3 separate regions of the Homo sapiens genome follow, and all the other regions are linked to region 1. The links are chromatin contacts, found by Hi-C in ENCODE. All regions are on one chromosome and are shown on one strand. Each heading gives the region's core, a stretch centred on a gene start or an enhancer-like site at or near the end of the contact. The rest is flanking DNA. Distances are from core to core; before and after follow the strand shown. Region 1 holds the start of STBD1 (starch binding domain 1). Region 2 has its middle 15 kb from the start of ART3. Region 3 overlaps SHROOM3 (shroom family member 3).

Region 1 (5,111 bases), core at 1,078-3,577:
AAAGCTTTACTACTAATCAATCTGCAATTCACAAAGTCCCCCTCTATTAAAATCAAGTACTACTTAATTAACCAGTATGCTCCCAACACTGTGCTCTAAGAATACACATGTATATCTGACAACAAAAGGGACATCCAGGAGTATCAGTGTGCCAGCACAAGTGTAAATGAAGTGGTAAGCTGTAGAGGCAGACGTGTAACCCCCCCATGGTCCCCAGTCTCCACAGTCCAGGCCATACTGGCATGCAGCCAAGTTAAGTTGCTTGGCTCCTATCATCAAAGAATGTTGTCCAGGCTGTGGGGCAAAGGGCTGCGTGGCTACGTTACAAACCAGAAGAGTACACTTGTTCTCCCAGGGGAGGCATGCAGGGCAGGGATTGGCTCTCGCAGACCTGCGGGCAGATCAGCAGGAGCTGTCACCTTGGGGAGATACGGAGAACAGTAGTGCTTCCCTGGGCAGGAGTGGAGGGAGAACTGGGGGAAGGGGCTGGTTTCTCCTTGCCAATCCCATATGCGTTAGGAACCTCCCCAACAAAACGGTGTTTTGTATCCCCTTCCATTGTAAGCATTTTTTAAAAAACGTTCTTAAAAATACAAAATCCAAGTCCTCTAAAAATGCAGTTTCCTTCTTGGCCATGCCATTGGTAGTCCAAATAGCTCCCTACAAGATTGAAATCTCCAAATCATACATACAATCAGCACAGCTGTGGTTTTATGTGGTGTGGGGGTGGTGGTGGTATGGGGACAACAGTCTTGTTTCATTTTATCCCTTTTTTTTTTTTTTTTTTGAGATGGAGTCTCGCTCTGTCACCCAGGCTGGAGTGAGTGCAGTGGTACGATTTCGGTTCACTGCAACCTCTGTCTCCCGGGTTCAAGCGATTCTCCTGCTTTAGCCTCCCAAGTAGCTGGGACTACCGGCGCCTACTACCACGCCCAGCTAATTTTTGTACTTTTAGTAGAGACAGGGTTTCACCATATTGGCCAGGCTGGTCTCGAACTCCTGACCTTGTGATTTGCCCGCCTCGGTGATGGTGGGAGTTGGAAGTGAGAATGAACAAATATTATTCTGGATTCCCAACTTTTCAACCTAAAGCATGAGATTGGTCTTCAGAAAAAAGATAAGTGAACTGTCTAGGCATCCCAGACCAATCACAGTAAAGGCACACGGGCAGATTTTCATATGGCTGCACATGAACACCACTGGGCTAAAAATAAAGTTCACAGATGTCATTTTCACCATTAGGCTTCTGTCCAGGCATGGGCAGCTTGCCAAGGGAGGGCACTGGACGGTAAGCTTTTCTGCCAGTGTTCGCTCTCTGCTTAGCAAACGGTCCCTAAAATACAGAAATTTAAACCCAGATGTCAATTCTACTCATCAGGGTTGGGTCCCCTATTTAAGTAGTCCCTTCCTAGGGATGACTATCCGGCCCTATTCTGGGGCAGCGTGGAGGGGACTGCCGACAGTGCTGAAAGGGGTGACCAAGGCACATCCCCAGGGCCTCAGCCACAGCCTTCATGGCCAGAGTCCAACCTGAACTTTGCCTTCCTAAAGAAGCATCCAGATAGCAGGAGGCGCCCGCAGTTCGGGTGTTCCCAAACCCAGCTCTTCATGGGCTGTGCGATGGGAGGATGTCAGACTACCCGGATTGGGACTTAGAAAATGTCCCTGCTTGGGCAGAGATCGAAGAGGCTTGTAGGATCCCCTAAACCTAAGCCCCCCTTTCCAAAGGCCGGGAAGGGGCGCCGCCACTGCAGCCGCCCGCACTGCACCAAGCGCCGCCAAGTGGAGGAGCTCATCCCCGCCGGAGGGGCAGGACCAAGTCCTCAGGCGCGGGCGCTGAGGGACTCGGCAAGGGCGCGGCCCTTGGAGGACCAGACAAGAAACCTGCCTGCGCGTACCAACCAGCCTGGGAAACCGAGGGGCGTGGGGATGGCCCAGTCCCCTTAGGAGAGCCCGTCCGCAGGAATGGGCCCCTAGGAAAGCTCCAGGTGGGTTTGTCTCTTTGCTCCCTTCCTCGATGAACCTCAAAGCTCTGGCAGATGTGCCCTGGAGTCACGGGGGGAAGAATACCTGGTTTGGTGACCAGCTCCTGCCCGGAAGGTCCAGGGCTCAGTCCGCTGCTGCCACTCTGATGGCCTCCCGGAATCGCAGCTCCCCCAAGAGGGGCGTCTTTCTCCTGCTCCGCATCCCCGTCCTTCCCGGTGTCGCCAGGGCCGCCCCGCAGCAGCCAAACGAAAAGTGCTCCGGCCAGACCCCCTCCAACCAGCAGGGCGGACCAGACGGCGCCCATGGCTGAGAGGCCGCGGCCGCAGGAGACTACAGGGACTGGGACCGGGGCTCAGGTCACGCACACAGAGCCACACCTACCCCGCCCGCTCCAGCCTTTTACGGTTTCTGCGCCGGGCACTCCGGCGGAGCCCGGCCCTGAGCGACCAGTACTCAACTTTCCCAGCCCCGCCCCGCTCCCCGCCCCTGGGCTGCAGCCCCGGGCTCCCTCCCGGGGAAGACTCCAGCGCTCTTCTGTCCCTACACTTTCTGTTCCCGGCCTTGCCAGTTGCCAGCGGCCAGGGGCGCAGGGGTCGGCGTTCCACGTGTGTCCCGCGTGAAGAACCCAAGTGCGCACAACTGCCCCGCGCAGCCGGGACCTGCCCCACCGCCCTTCCTTCTTCCGCCTGCTGCCCGCGAGGCCCAGCCCTGCCTCGGCCCGCACCGGGCACCTCGGCGCCTTCTCCCCAGGGAAGCTCAGCAGCAACGCGGTCAGCTAGAGGCCGAGAGCTTCCTGGAACTTAGAGGTGGGAGAGGCCGCGGGCGTCGGTGACGCGCGGGCTGGAGCGCGGGCTAGAGCGGTGGCGCGTTCGGGTGGGATGGGTGGCCCGGAGGACGGCGGGCGCGGTGCGGGGAAACTGGGAGCCCTAGTGGAAGCTCCGCTCCGCCGCCAGCTCAGCGCGCTTAGCCTCCCCAAGCTTCCGCCTCCTCGCCTGTAAAATGGAAGGACTGGACTGAGGACCATCCATCTAAAGATGCCAGTCAGCTCAATCACATCCAGTCTCGTCCTCTTTGGGCGTGTATGGCTGCTGCGAAATGCGCACGCATCTGTATGAACTGGATGTTGTCCATGGACGAGCTCCTACAGATAAGTTTGTTAATAAAAACAGCAGCTCTTTATTAAGCACTGTCTGTATTCCGGATGTTTTAAGTGTGTATTTAATTTAATCCTCACAAGACAACAACCCTGTGCGGTGTTATATATATTTCTTTGTAAATCCTTTCCTCTGCTGATCTGATGACTTTGCACAACAGCTTCAAGCTGATGATCCCCACGTCTATGTCTGCAGCTCACACCTTTCCCTTGGACTCCGACATTCAACTGCTAAAGGCCACAGATACCAAACACCTGCCTTGGAGTAATTGCTATAATTGCTCTCTCTGGTAGGGCAAATTATCTAATGTGCCCCTTGCTCCGAATGGACAGTAGCCCTTAACGGGGTGCAAGGTTCTGCCAGTGGGGTTACTGGAAGGCTGATGCACGCCTTGATGCAGGCCACAACTTCTGTAATCATAAGAGAGGAGGTAGAGGAGAGGTGAGGGCGAAGACTGCCTACTGGGCATCTCCTCGTGGATGTCTAATAGACATCTCAAACCCAACTCATCCAGACCTGAACTCCCCACCTAACTCCCCAAACCTACTACTCTCCCCACCTTCCCCATCTCAGGAAGTGGCAACCACATCCTTCCCATTGCTGCAAAACAAAACACAGCAAGCTCCCACAGGCCACTTTCAAACCACCAGTCAGCGTGATCCTGTTAAAACACCCCAGTTCTCTGCTCAAGACCCTCCAGTTGCTCCAGATCACACGGAAGAACCTTTAAGACCCTACAGGATCTGTTCCCCATGACCACTGTGCACTCATCTCCATCTTGCCACCTTCAACCACACTGGCTTCCTTGCCTAGAGTCATCCTTCCTGCAGACATCCTCTCTCTCTCATCCCCTTTAGGTCTTGGCACAAGTGTCATCTGCATCCCCACTACCCCCTCCCCTGCCCAGCCCTTCCTTGACAATCCCAGTTTTAATTACAATCCTACTCCCTATATCCTTCCCCTGCTCCATTGTTCTCATTAGCACTTAGGGCGTCATTTCTAATACACTCTATAATCTGTGTGTCTGTGGTTTAATTTCTCTTTCCTCCCTTCAGAGTGTAAATGACAGCGGGGATGGTTGTCCTTTGTTCTCTGCTGAATTCTTAGCACCTGTAACCTCTCCGGAGTGAGCGCTTAGAAGTACAGGTTGAATGAATGAATTAAAAGCCCCAGGTAATTTCACCCTAGAGCATTATTGGCATTTTTCTTACGTAGATTCCATATGCATTTTTAGCCCATGTGGATATTACCGTTCCTTGAAATTCATTTTATGTATAATAAAAAGTAACCGTAAAGCTATATTTTTAAGAGAATGAATGTCACTGTATAAAATAAGATTCTTTCAGCCTGGGCAGCATAGCAAAACCCTGTCTCTATGGAAAAATACAAAAATGAGCTGGGCAAGGCAGTGGCGCCTATAGTCCCAGCTACTCAGGAGGCTGAGGATCACTTAAGCCTGGGAGGTGAAGGCTGCAGTGAGCCATGATCATGCCACTGCACTCCAGCCTGGGTGACAGAGGGAGACTGTCTCAAAAAATCTGATAAAAATATAAGATCCCTTGCATGTGCGGTTCACATAGGGTTTGTGCTCCTATGAGAGTCTAATGCCGCTACTGATCTGATAGGAGGTGCAGCTCAGGCTGTAATGTTCACTTGCCAACCACTCACCTCCTTACTGTGCAGCCTGCTTCCTAACAGGCCTCAGACCAAGGTCTGGGGACTCCTGTCTAAGGGATAAAAATCCCAGAGAATCTGTAAAATCCTTCAGATGTAAGCCCCACTATTCACTTATAATACCTAAAAGGCTCTTAATATTTATTGCTGTCATAAATGTCCATTCATTTATTTAAAATAATACCAAAAATTATTTTCTCAACCCATCAGAATTATTTTTACATTGTATCATATTGATCATGCAACATTTTTTTTAATTTACTTTTTTCTTTGGGAATCCCAAGAAGCTAATGCAAC
Region 2 (5,111 bases), core at 1,165-3,664, 250 kb after region 1:
ATTTAAAAGAAAACTAAAGATACTTAATGCTTTTTAATGTAAGCTTACTCTCTCTGGAACAGGATATCTTAGCTTTTAAAAAATAGGAAGCAAAACTAAAAGGGGTAATCCCTCTTGCAGATAAGAACAGTGGATGATTACATGAGTAGGTCTGGTAGCTTTCTTATACGAGACCATCATCCATAATGACTTTCTCTTCTGAAGTAACTCTTTAGTGAGTTCCTGTCTATTCCTACTCCAAATACCAAACTCAAATGCTCTCTTCTTAGCATTTACATAAAACTAACAAAAGGCTACCCTCAAACTATTCCAGAAACATTGCCATCTAAAATTGTCCTTTAGGGAAAGGGACTCTAGAAATTCGTGTAAAAATCCACTTCAGTGGTTCACAATTCTTATTCTTTGGCATTCTTCTCATTTACTCTTTAAACCAACATTTACTGAGCCCCTAACTAAAGTGACAATTCAGTTGAAGACTAAAGAAGTAGGAGTTAGGGAAACAAAGAAAGGAGGGCCTTCCAGTCAGATAAAAAAGTATGTACAAGGCACTGATGGCATACATAGCACATGTTCAAGAAAATGCAAGCCATTTAATACAGCTGGACAGCATGATATGTTTTATGGAACACAAAGAGTTAAAAAGTTGGGGAGGAAAGAGGAATCAGATCATAAAGAGCGCCTTGTGTGTAATGCTTAGAAATTGGAACTTGACTGAAATGGCAATGGGAAACCATGAAGTAGAGGAGAAACATAATCTGATTGAAAAGGTCACTTTCATAGAACAGAAGAATAAATTACCAAGACATTTTAACAAGAGGCAGGAAGATGTGTTGGGAGATTACCTGAGAAATCCAAGTGAGAAGTGGTGGGAGCTTGACCTAAATCAGTGGTAATAAACCCCAAATCAAAATGATTTGGTATCAATTATATAGCATAGGGATGTGTAGAGAAATAGTGTATTTTGAGAAAAGGAGTTTAAACTGACCCCCAGATTTCTGGCTAAGGAGTCTGAATGGTTAGGAGCAACATCAAGATAAAAAATATGAGCAGGTTTTAGGGAAAAGAGTTTTATCTCAATGTAATGAGTTTGAGGTTCCAGCCAGATACTGTAGAGAAGCTATCCAATAGGCAACTGACTAGTTCAGAGAAAGATCTGAGATAGTCATTTAAATTTGAGAGTCATTAGCTGCAATAGTTTGTTACTGTTGCTGTGCAAACTATCATGACTTAGTGGCTTAAAATAATACACATTTCTTATCTTAAAGTTCCTAGATCAGAAGCCTAACATAGATCTCTGTAGGCTAAAATCAAAGTGTTGGCAGGGCTAAGTTACTTTCTGAGAGTCTAAAAGAGAATCAATTTCTTTGCTCATTCGGGTTGTTAGCAGAATGCAGTTTCTTGAAGACTTAAGATTGAGACCTGTGTTTCCTTGTTGACTGTCAGCTGAGGGCTATTCACAGACTCCAGAGGCCACCCACATTCCTTGGTTTGTGGTCCACTTTCTCCATCTTCAAAGCCAATAACAGCAAGTGGAATCTCTCATAATCAAATACCTCCTGCCTCTTCCACTGCATCTCTCTAACTGACTGCTCTGTCTTCCTCTTCCTCTTTTAAGTGCCCATGTTATTACAGTGGGTCCACCCAATGTATATATGTATTTTGAGGTCCATAATATAAGTCCAGTGTTCCTTTTGCCATGTAATATAACATATTCACAGATTCCAGGAATTAGGGCATGGAAATCTTTGGGGAATAATTATTCTGCCTACCATGTTAGCCAATAGGTGTGTAGGCTTGCAGATAGAGAGCATAATACCCTAGAGAACACTAGCATTTAGGTGCAGAGAGAGACAAGATTTCAAGAAGGAGATTGAGAAGGAGAATAAGAAGCCTCAAGAAAAGAGATTTTCATGAGAGAGAAAACAGTTGATTGTCACAGCCAAAATAAATCAAACTGATATGAAATAAGGGTTCTTTGGGCTTGGTTATATATTACCAATGTACTTATGATATCAGTAACTTAATCAGTAACTTATGATTCCACAATATTCTACAACAGTATTATGTTCCAAAATAGAAAAACATCTGACATCAGTAGGTTAAGAAGAAAATAGGACAAAGGCTTGAATTTGGGGTATCTTACATGTTAATTAGACTTTATAAACCAGGAACTACGGAAATGAGTTTTTTAAGACCTGACTCCATGCAAGGCAACAGGATGAGATGGAAGATAAATTAGACAAGGTTCCTTGCCCTGGAGGGACCTCTCAGACTGAACAATCACCCTTACCATTTGACATCTATAGGAAAGTAGGTTCTGATTTCCTAACCAGTGACTCACAAACAGATTTCTTCCATATAAACCCACAACATCCTCTTTGCTAATTCTATGTGTTAGTGTTACATATCTAACTTATATTTGGCCAGTGGTTTATTCTGTATTCTTCATCTCTGTGAGACATGTACAAACTTGATAGTTCTCCAACTTGTGTTTATAAAGTTTGCCTGCTTTTTCTCTTAAGTAAATCCTCCTGTGCTTAATGCTACTAAACTTTACTAATTCATTTCTCTAAATTGTCAGAGTCACTTGTTACTTTAATTTAGTTGTCCATACAAATTGGGATTGCCTGAATATGTAATGAGAGTACTGAAAGGACATTTCTTTTTCCTTTAAGCTACCTACAAGGAGGAAAATTAGTTGAGAACATATTTAAGAAAAAAGCCACTTAATTACAGTTTTTTTTAGTTAAAGAAGAAAGGTTCAATTCACAGCCTTTTAAATGCAAGACCAAGAAATAAACTTTTAAAAATAAATTTAACAGATTTTTTAAAAAATTCAATTCCATATTATAGTCAATTAAAAAGTAAGGATAGAGAAAAGGACTGGAGATGCAAATAAAGCTCAGGAAAAAAAAAAGAAAAAAAAACAAGAGAAAATAACGAGAAGACAGCAAGAAAACAAAATTGATCTTTGGACCTTGCAAAGCAAATATCTGCTATTAGATTCTTCCCCTGCCCCACCAATCCAAAGGCAACCAAAAAGTCTGTTAAATTAAGTTTAGCCTAAAGCTGTCTCTTTACATATTTTAAGTTCAGTCTAAAGGTTTCTCCATACATTGTGAACTATAACCTAAAGGTTTCTCCATACATTGTGAACTATAACCTAAAGGTTTCTTCATACACAGTGAACTGTAACCTAACTGGATGTGTAAACAGACTGTAATCTACTCTTGTGCCAATCACCAAGTTTCAGCCAATCAAGGACAGCCAGCTGTTCAACCTATGCTCAGATAAGGCAAACTTCAAGCTGTAATCAATCCAGCTGTTTCCGTACCTCACTTCCATTTTCTCTACGTCACTTTCCTTTTTCTATCCATAATCTTCTTTCACCACACAGAGCTCTGGAACCTCTCTATTCTGGTTGAGGGGCTACCCAATTCACAAATCATTCTTTGCTCAATTAAGCTCTGCTAAATTTAATTTGTCTAAGGTTTTTCTTTTAACAAGCCACAATTCCTGCTGTTTACAAATTTTAATTCAATGCACAGAAAAAAAAATACCCTATGGAATGAAAAACAAGCTGCTTCTGCAGCAAAGACTACAGGTTTGTTGTGTTTGTGTGTATGTGTATAAATAGATAGGAAATTCCTGTTACTTTTCTCACCTCTTAAATATTGGTTTTCTTTTTTCTTTTTGGCCTAAGAAACAGAAAGACAGAAATGAATATATCTAAACATATGAATCAGCAGTGATTGATTCCTAGAATTATGAAGCTTACTGAGTCAGTAACTGTCAATATATGCATTTAATCAACTCTCTATTTAACTCAAAGTCATTCTTCCTTTACAGCAACCAGTACCTTGTGAAACTTTACACCTCTGGCAATTTAAGGAAGCTCAGTCTCTACATTAGGTACACTAATCAGACCAAACTCAAGCAATTCATTCAGACTGTCAAAGGTCTAATGTATAGTAATTCATGTTGTACTCTTTCTTCAATTTTAAAGACTACAAACAAAGTCATTGTTACAATAGCTGACAGTTTTTGAGTTAAGAAAATGTAATTCCAATAGTAAAATGAAAAAGGCATTCATACTAACCAAAGTACTCATGAGAGCAACTGCAGAATTTGGTTAAATTCTGAATGAAGTTTGAGTCTACTTAATCATATTGTACTTAATCATAACATAGTAATCATGAGCAATTAGCACTTTACTCACAGACTTTGACCAACTCAGATGGGATCCCCTAGTTTCCAACACAGTTGCCATCTACAATTGTTAGCATGCCATCAGAAGATTCTGAAGAGAGACTAAAACATGGTCATAGCACAGCTCTGAATATTACAAATAAAAACCAAAGTGAGTTGCTTTCCTATCAATGTTCGAAAGTAAATTATTCTTTGAAGGATTAAAAGAAAAGCCAAAAAACTTGTAACAGAGATTGCTTCACAGAAGAGTATAACTGAATCTTTTTAAACTATGCGCATATATAGCACATTGAAAGCCAGTATGCTGTAATTGATTTCTGGATCCAAAGTGCCTCAGTTCAAATCCCAACTCAGCCACTTTCTAGCTATGTGACCAATTCACAGCCATGTGACACTGGACATGCTTCTTACCTCTCTGTATCTAGGTCTCCTCATATGTCAAATAGTGATAATAGCAGTTCCCCTCACAGGGTTGTTGAAAAGAGCCAGAGTTAATAGATGCAGAGTACATGTGGCAAATAGGAAGCACTATATAAGTGTTAGATAGCATTATTTTTTAACTTTTTATTTTGAGTTAATATTAGATTTACAGAAGATAGTACAGAGAGTACCTTTATTTCCTTCACTCCTCTTCCCCTAATATTAACATCTTTTATGACCATAGTACAATTATCTAGAACAGGAAATGAGCGTTGGTACTTGGAACCAATTGGAACATTGGAATATTGTTAACTAAACTTCACACCTTCTTTTAATTTCACCAATTTTGCCACTAATATCCTTTTCCTAGGTTCCTGTCAGAACCCACATTGCATTTAGTTATTTCTCTTAAGTCTCCTCCAACCTGTAAGGTATTTCCTAGTAGATCGCAAATATAATAAAATAATCAAGGTAAACATCAC
Region 3 (5,111 bases), core at 710-3,209, 180 kb before region 1:
GGTTTGATACAGGACCCAGAATTACCAGCCAAGCCAGATATATACCATTAATAAGATGACTTTAAATATAAAAGCAAATAATGTAGAGATTTCTAAATTAAAATTGCCTTTCTCTCCAGCAATTTCACTCCTAGATATATGCCTAAGAGAATTAAAAGCTTATGTCCACACAAACAAAATGTACATGAATATTCACAACAGCACTATTCATAATAGCCAAAAAAGTAGAAGCAACTCAGATGTCCACCAACTAAAGAATGGATAAATAAAATGTGGTATAGCCATACAGTGGAATATAACTTGGCAATAAAAAAGAAATAAAGTACTGATATATGCTACTTCAACATGGATAAACCTTGAAAACACTACGTTAAGTGCAAGAAACTTGCCACCAAAAGCCACACAGTATATGGTTCTATTTATATGAAATGTCCAGAATCAGCAAATCTGTAGGGACAGAAAGTAGATAAGTGGTTGCCAGGAGCTGGGGCAAGAGAGGAACAGAGAATGACTGTTAATGGGCATGAGGTTTATTTTTCTGGGGGTGGGGTGGTGATGACATGTTTCAAAATTGATCGTGGTGATAGTTGCACTACTCCATGAATATACTAAAAATCATTGTATACTATAGGCAGGTGAACTTTATAATATGTGAATTATGTCTCAAAAAGGTTTTTTTTTTAAAGTTGCCTTTCTCTTATTTTAGCACTGAATAGATATTAAGTAGTTACTCAGCACAAGTCACAGGGTTAATAATGAAATATGCAAGATACACAGTAGACCTTTGTCCTTCACAAGGGATACTTCTGGAAACATTTCCAGATTGCCAAATAAATGATTACCACTAGGGCTGAGATTGTACAACCATAGAGAGCGTCATTCCTTTAGGAATCTATGTGAATGATGCCCCCAGGAGTCATGCAGAGTACAAACTACATGTCCACACAGGGTGGTCCTGGCTGCCACTAAGACACCAGCATGTAGCTTTCTTTCCTGGGACACTTTCTCCATCCACCATCAAACAAACAGTTCCCTCTCCCTCTTTTTCTTTTTACTTTACAAAAATTATTGATGTGCCAGTGGATTGGGATATAGATATCAGTTGGTCAGCCAGGCTACAGGGTTTATTCCCAACAGGTATTGTCAACACTCATGAGGATTGACAAGGTAAAGCTTCATGATCAACTTTACTGCCTTGATCCCATCTTATTCAAATATTTATGAAAGAGATTCAATCCATCACATGATTATAAATTATCAATCTTGTTTATAGGCAAATAATCTTTTGTCTGCACATTTTAAACATTCTTTTCAAACTGTATTAGCTGTCATCTACTGTTTGTCCTTTCTGAACTTTCAATTAAATATACAACTTACTGTGTTTTTGAAATTGGTATAGTTAGTATTGCAAATATCTGTGCTTATTGATCCAATACATTGTATTCACTTCCTTTCTGACCTGCAGAGATGGAAACTGCTGATCTTTAAGCAAATGGCAGCACGCACTTATTTTTTTCTGTACCTCAGAAAAGGTGGGAAGCAACTAGTCCTATCCAAGATTGAAAAACGCAAAAAATAAATAAATAAATAAAATAAAAATTCCACTTGTGTTTAAGAAGGAGAAAAACAGAAAAAATGGAAATGGCCAAGCTATGATCATATTAGGATCTATGCAGATGAGTCATATGACTATGTAGGACAAATTCCCAAAACTAGTTGTTCTGTTTAGTTTTTTAAAATATCATTTATTATGACACATTTCAGATGTGCAAGACATAAAGAATAAGGAAACATCCCTGTATCTACTACAACCCTACATAAGCAATAAATACAATTAGAGCCCCTGATCACATTATTCTCTCTTCTATTTATTTTCAAATGACTTGGGAAAGGACAAAGAGGCGATACATAAAGCCTCTTTAGGGAGTGCAAAGCAAAGCATGAGTCACAGCCCAGCCAACATTCTGTAAAGGCGCTGCCTTTAATAGTCTGATATGCAGAGATCACCTGGCCAAAGCTAACTTCACCCTCCCAAATCCATACTGCCACTACTACTACTTCCTGTTTTGTGCAAAACGATCAAAGCTTCTACAAAGAGGTGAATGAACATATCATATGCATTCATAAGGGATAAGTTCATGAAAACACCATGAATGGCTGTATCCCTAAATATTTATTTCTAAAATAAAATGTTCTAAGCAACTAAACATATAACTCTTCTCTCACAAATGTTCCATGAGTTTTTCTATTTATATTTAGAGACAGGGAGAGAACCTCAATTAGGAACTAAGCTACTTTCCAATCCTTCTTATCAACTTTAGCCAAAAAGAGCTCAAAATCCTTCCTTTCACATGAAAAAAGTACCCAGAGTCCAGGTTATTTGCAGACAGCAAGTATCAATGAGAGACAGGAAAGTGAGGTCACAAGGGAGGGGGGCAAGGGACAGTTGACCCCTAATTTAACATCGCAGCTTCTGAATCTTGAGATAATCTGAATTGTTGAAACAGGATGGAAAGGCGACAACAGTGTGTTTCCCATGTGATATGAGAAGAGTGAGTTCTTCTATTATCTGACATCTACTGTGAATGTATTATAGGTATCTCACTGGATTCCATCTCTGAACAGAGACTGTGGGTGGTTATATTTTGGTGGGCAGAGCAGAAAGGGTCAGCAGCTTCAGTGCCTTCTCAAGACGACAGGTTTGGCTGGGCAGCAAGAGAGCTTGGGTCCCAGAGAGGGAAGCGGGTGGGGGCAGAGGGAGACAAAGGGCTGGCCTTATCCATTTTCTCAAATGTCAGGCCCAACCAGCTCCGAAGCTTAGACTGTAATTACAATCCTCTTACTTTTTTGCTAATAGATGTTGAGACTCCAAGTTGCCACAAAACATCCACAGTTTTGCAATCTAAGTAAAATCCCTGGTATTAAAAGAAGGGAAAGTCAAAAGGCTGCTTCCGCTAAACTGTAATCAGCTCTCCTAAGACTTTTTGTTTGTTTGTTTGTTTGTTTGTTTGTTTGTTTGTTTTAGAGTAAGGGTCTCAGGCTGTAGCCCAGGCTAGAGTGCAGTGGTGAAACCATAGCTCACTATAGTCTCCAACTCCTGGGCTCAAATGATCCTCCCAGCTCAGCCTCCCAAGTAGCTGGGACTACAGGTGTGAGACACCATGCCTGGCAAATTTTTTTTTTTCTTAAGAGATGAGGTCTCACTATGTTGCCCAGGCTGATCTCAAACTCCTGGCCTCAAGCAATCCTCCCCCCTCAGCCTCTCAAAGTGCGGGGATGACAGGCATGAACCACTACACCTGGCCCAGACCTATTTTTTAATTTGCTTTGTTTTGTATCATCTATTTCCTGTTCATAATGAGTTTAGCATTGCCTTGATAGAAATTGCTAACTAAAGGTTATAGACAGAAAAAAAAATCATTCTGGATACATCATCTGTTCTTTTTATTATTATTATACTTTAAGTTCTGGAATACATGTGCAGAACATGCAGGTTTGTTATATAGATGTACATGTTCCATGATGGTTTGCTGCACCCATCAACCCGTCAATCTACATTAGGTATTTCTCCTAATGCTATCCCTCCCCTAGCCCCCCACCCCACCACAGGCCCCAGTAAGTAATATTCCCCTCCCTGTGTCCACATGTTCTCACTGTTCAACTCCCACTTATGAATGAGAACATGCAGTGTTTGGTTTTCTGTTACTGTGTTAGTTTGCTGAGAATGATGGTTTCTAGCTTCATCCATGCCCCTGCAAAGGACATTAACTCATCCTTTTTTATGGCTGTATATTATTCCATGGTATATACGTGCCATATTTTTTTATCCAGTCTGTCATTGATGGGTATTTGAGTCAGTTCCAAGTCTTTGCTATTGTGAATAGTGCTGTAATAAACATACGTGTGCGTGTGTCTTTATAGAATGATTTATAATCCTTTGGGTATATACCCAGTAATAGGATTGCTAGGTCAAATGGTATTTCTGGTTCTAGATCTTGAGGAATCACCACACTGTCTTCTAAAATGGTTGAACTAATTTACACTCCCACCAACAGTGTAAAAATGTTCCTATTTCTCCACATCCTCTCCAGCACCTGTTGTTTCCTGCCTTTCTAATGATCACCATTCTAACTGGCATGACACGGTATCTCATTGTGGTTTTGATTTGCATTTCTCTAATGACCAGTGATGATGAGCTTTTTTTCATATGTTTGTTGGCCACATAAATGTCTTCTTTTGAGAAATGTCTGTTCATATGCTTCGCTCACTTTTTGATGGGGTTGTTTTTTTCTTATAAATTTGTTTAAGTTCTTTGTATATTCTGGATATTAACCCTTTGTCAGATAAATAGATTGCAAAAATTTTCTCTCATTCTGTAGGTTGCCTGTTCACTCTGATGATAATTTCTTTTGCTGTGCAGAAGCTCTTTAGTTTAATTAAATCCCATTTGTCAATTTTGGCTTTTGTTGCCATTGCTTTTGGTGTTTTATTCATGAAGTCCTTGCCCATGCCTATGTCCTGAATGGTATTGCCTAGGTTTTCTTTTAGGATTTTTATACTTTCAGGTTTTACATTTAAGTCTTTAATCCATCTTGAGTTAATTTTTGTATAAGGTGTAAGGAAGGGGTCCAGTTTCAGTTTTCTGCATATGGCTAGCCAGTTTTCCCAACACCATTTATTAAATAGGGAATCCTTTCCCCATTTCTTGTTTTTGTCAGGTTTGTCAAAGATCAGATGGTTGTGGATGTGTGGCATTACTTCTGAGGCCTCTGTTCTGTTCCATTGGTCTATGTATCTGTTTTGGTACCAGTACCATGCTGTTTTGGTTACTGTAGCCTTATAGTATAGTTTGAAGTTAGGTAGCGTGATGCCTCCAGCTTTGTTCTTTTTGCTTAGGATTGTCTTGGCTATGTGGGCTCTTTTTCGGTTCCATATGAAATTTAAAGTAATTTTTTCTAGTTCTGTGAATAAAGTCAATGGTAGATTGATGGGGATAGCATTGGATCTATAAATTACTTTGGGCAGTATGGCCATTTTCACGATATTCATTCTTCCTATCCATGAACATGGAATGTTTTTCCATTTGTCCTCTCTTATTTCCTTGAGCAGTG

The links. A loop is a pair of places that touch in the nucleus more often than their neighbours do. Pooled maps may share reads with other maps.
Region 2: a loop to region 1 is called in a map with no recorded cell type, with 5 times the contacts of the local background. The contact joins the enhancer-like site here to the promoter of STBD1 in region 1. A Hi-C loop is called at or near these places in 16 of 37 single-sample maps with no recorded cell type and 13 of 50 pooled maps.
Region 3: a loop to region 1 is called in a map with no recorded cell type, with 2.3 times the contacts of the local background. The contact joins the enhancer-like site here to the promoter of STBD1 in region 1. A Hi-C loop is called at or near these places in 2 of 168 maps with a recorded cell type or tissue (cardiac septum and prostate gland), 2 of 37 single-sample maps with no recorded cell type and 1 of 50 pooled maps.

Annotation. Positions count from the first base shown.
Region 1 is chr4:76,303,949-76,309,059 of GRCh38, reverse strand. It overlaps STBD1 (starch binding domain 1), which reads right to left and starts at 2,327. Exons shown (of 2, transcript NM_003943.5): 1 at 2,071-2,327. The coding sequence starts at 2,290. All of the region lies in intron 6 of FAM47E-STBD1 (FAM47E-STBD1 readthrough), which reads right to left.
Region 2 is chr4:76,057,179-76,062,289 of GRCh38, reverse strand. It overlaps a transcript of ART3 not described here. Among named protein-coding and RNA genes, the nearest start is that of ART3, 15 kb to the left of the region's middle. Within about 2 kb of position 2,414, at least 4 of the 41 ENCODE cell types and tissues checked have a DNase peak (open chromatin) inside an H3K27ac peak, as active enhancers do.
Region 3 is chr4:76,482,484-76,487,594 of GRCh38, reverse strand. All of the region lies in intron 1 of SHROOM3 (shroom family member 3), which reads right to left. Among named protein-coding and RNA genes, the nearest start is that of SHROOM3, 50 kb to the right of the region's middle. Within about 2 kb of position 1,959, at least 2 of the 41 ENCODE cell types and tissues checked have a DNase peak (open chromatin) inside an H3K27ac peak, as active enhancers do.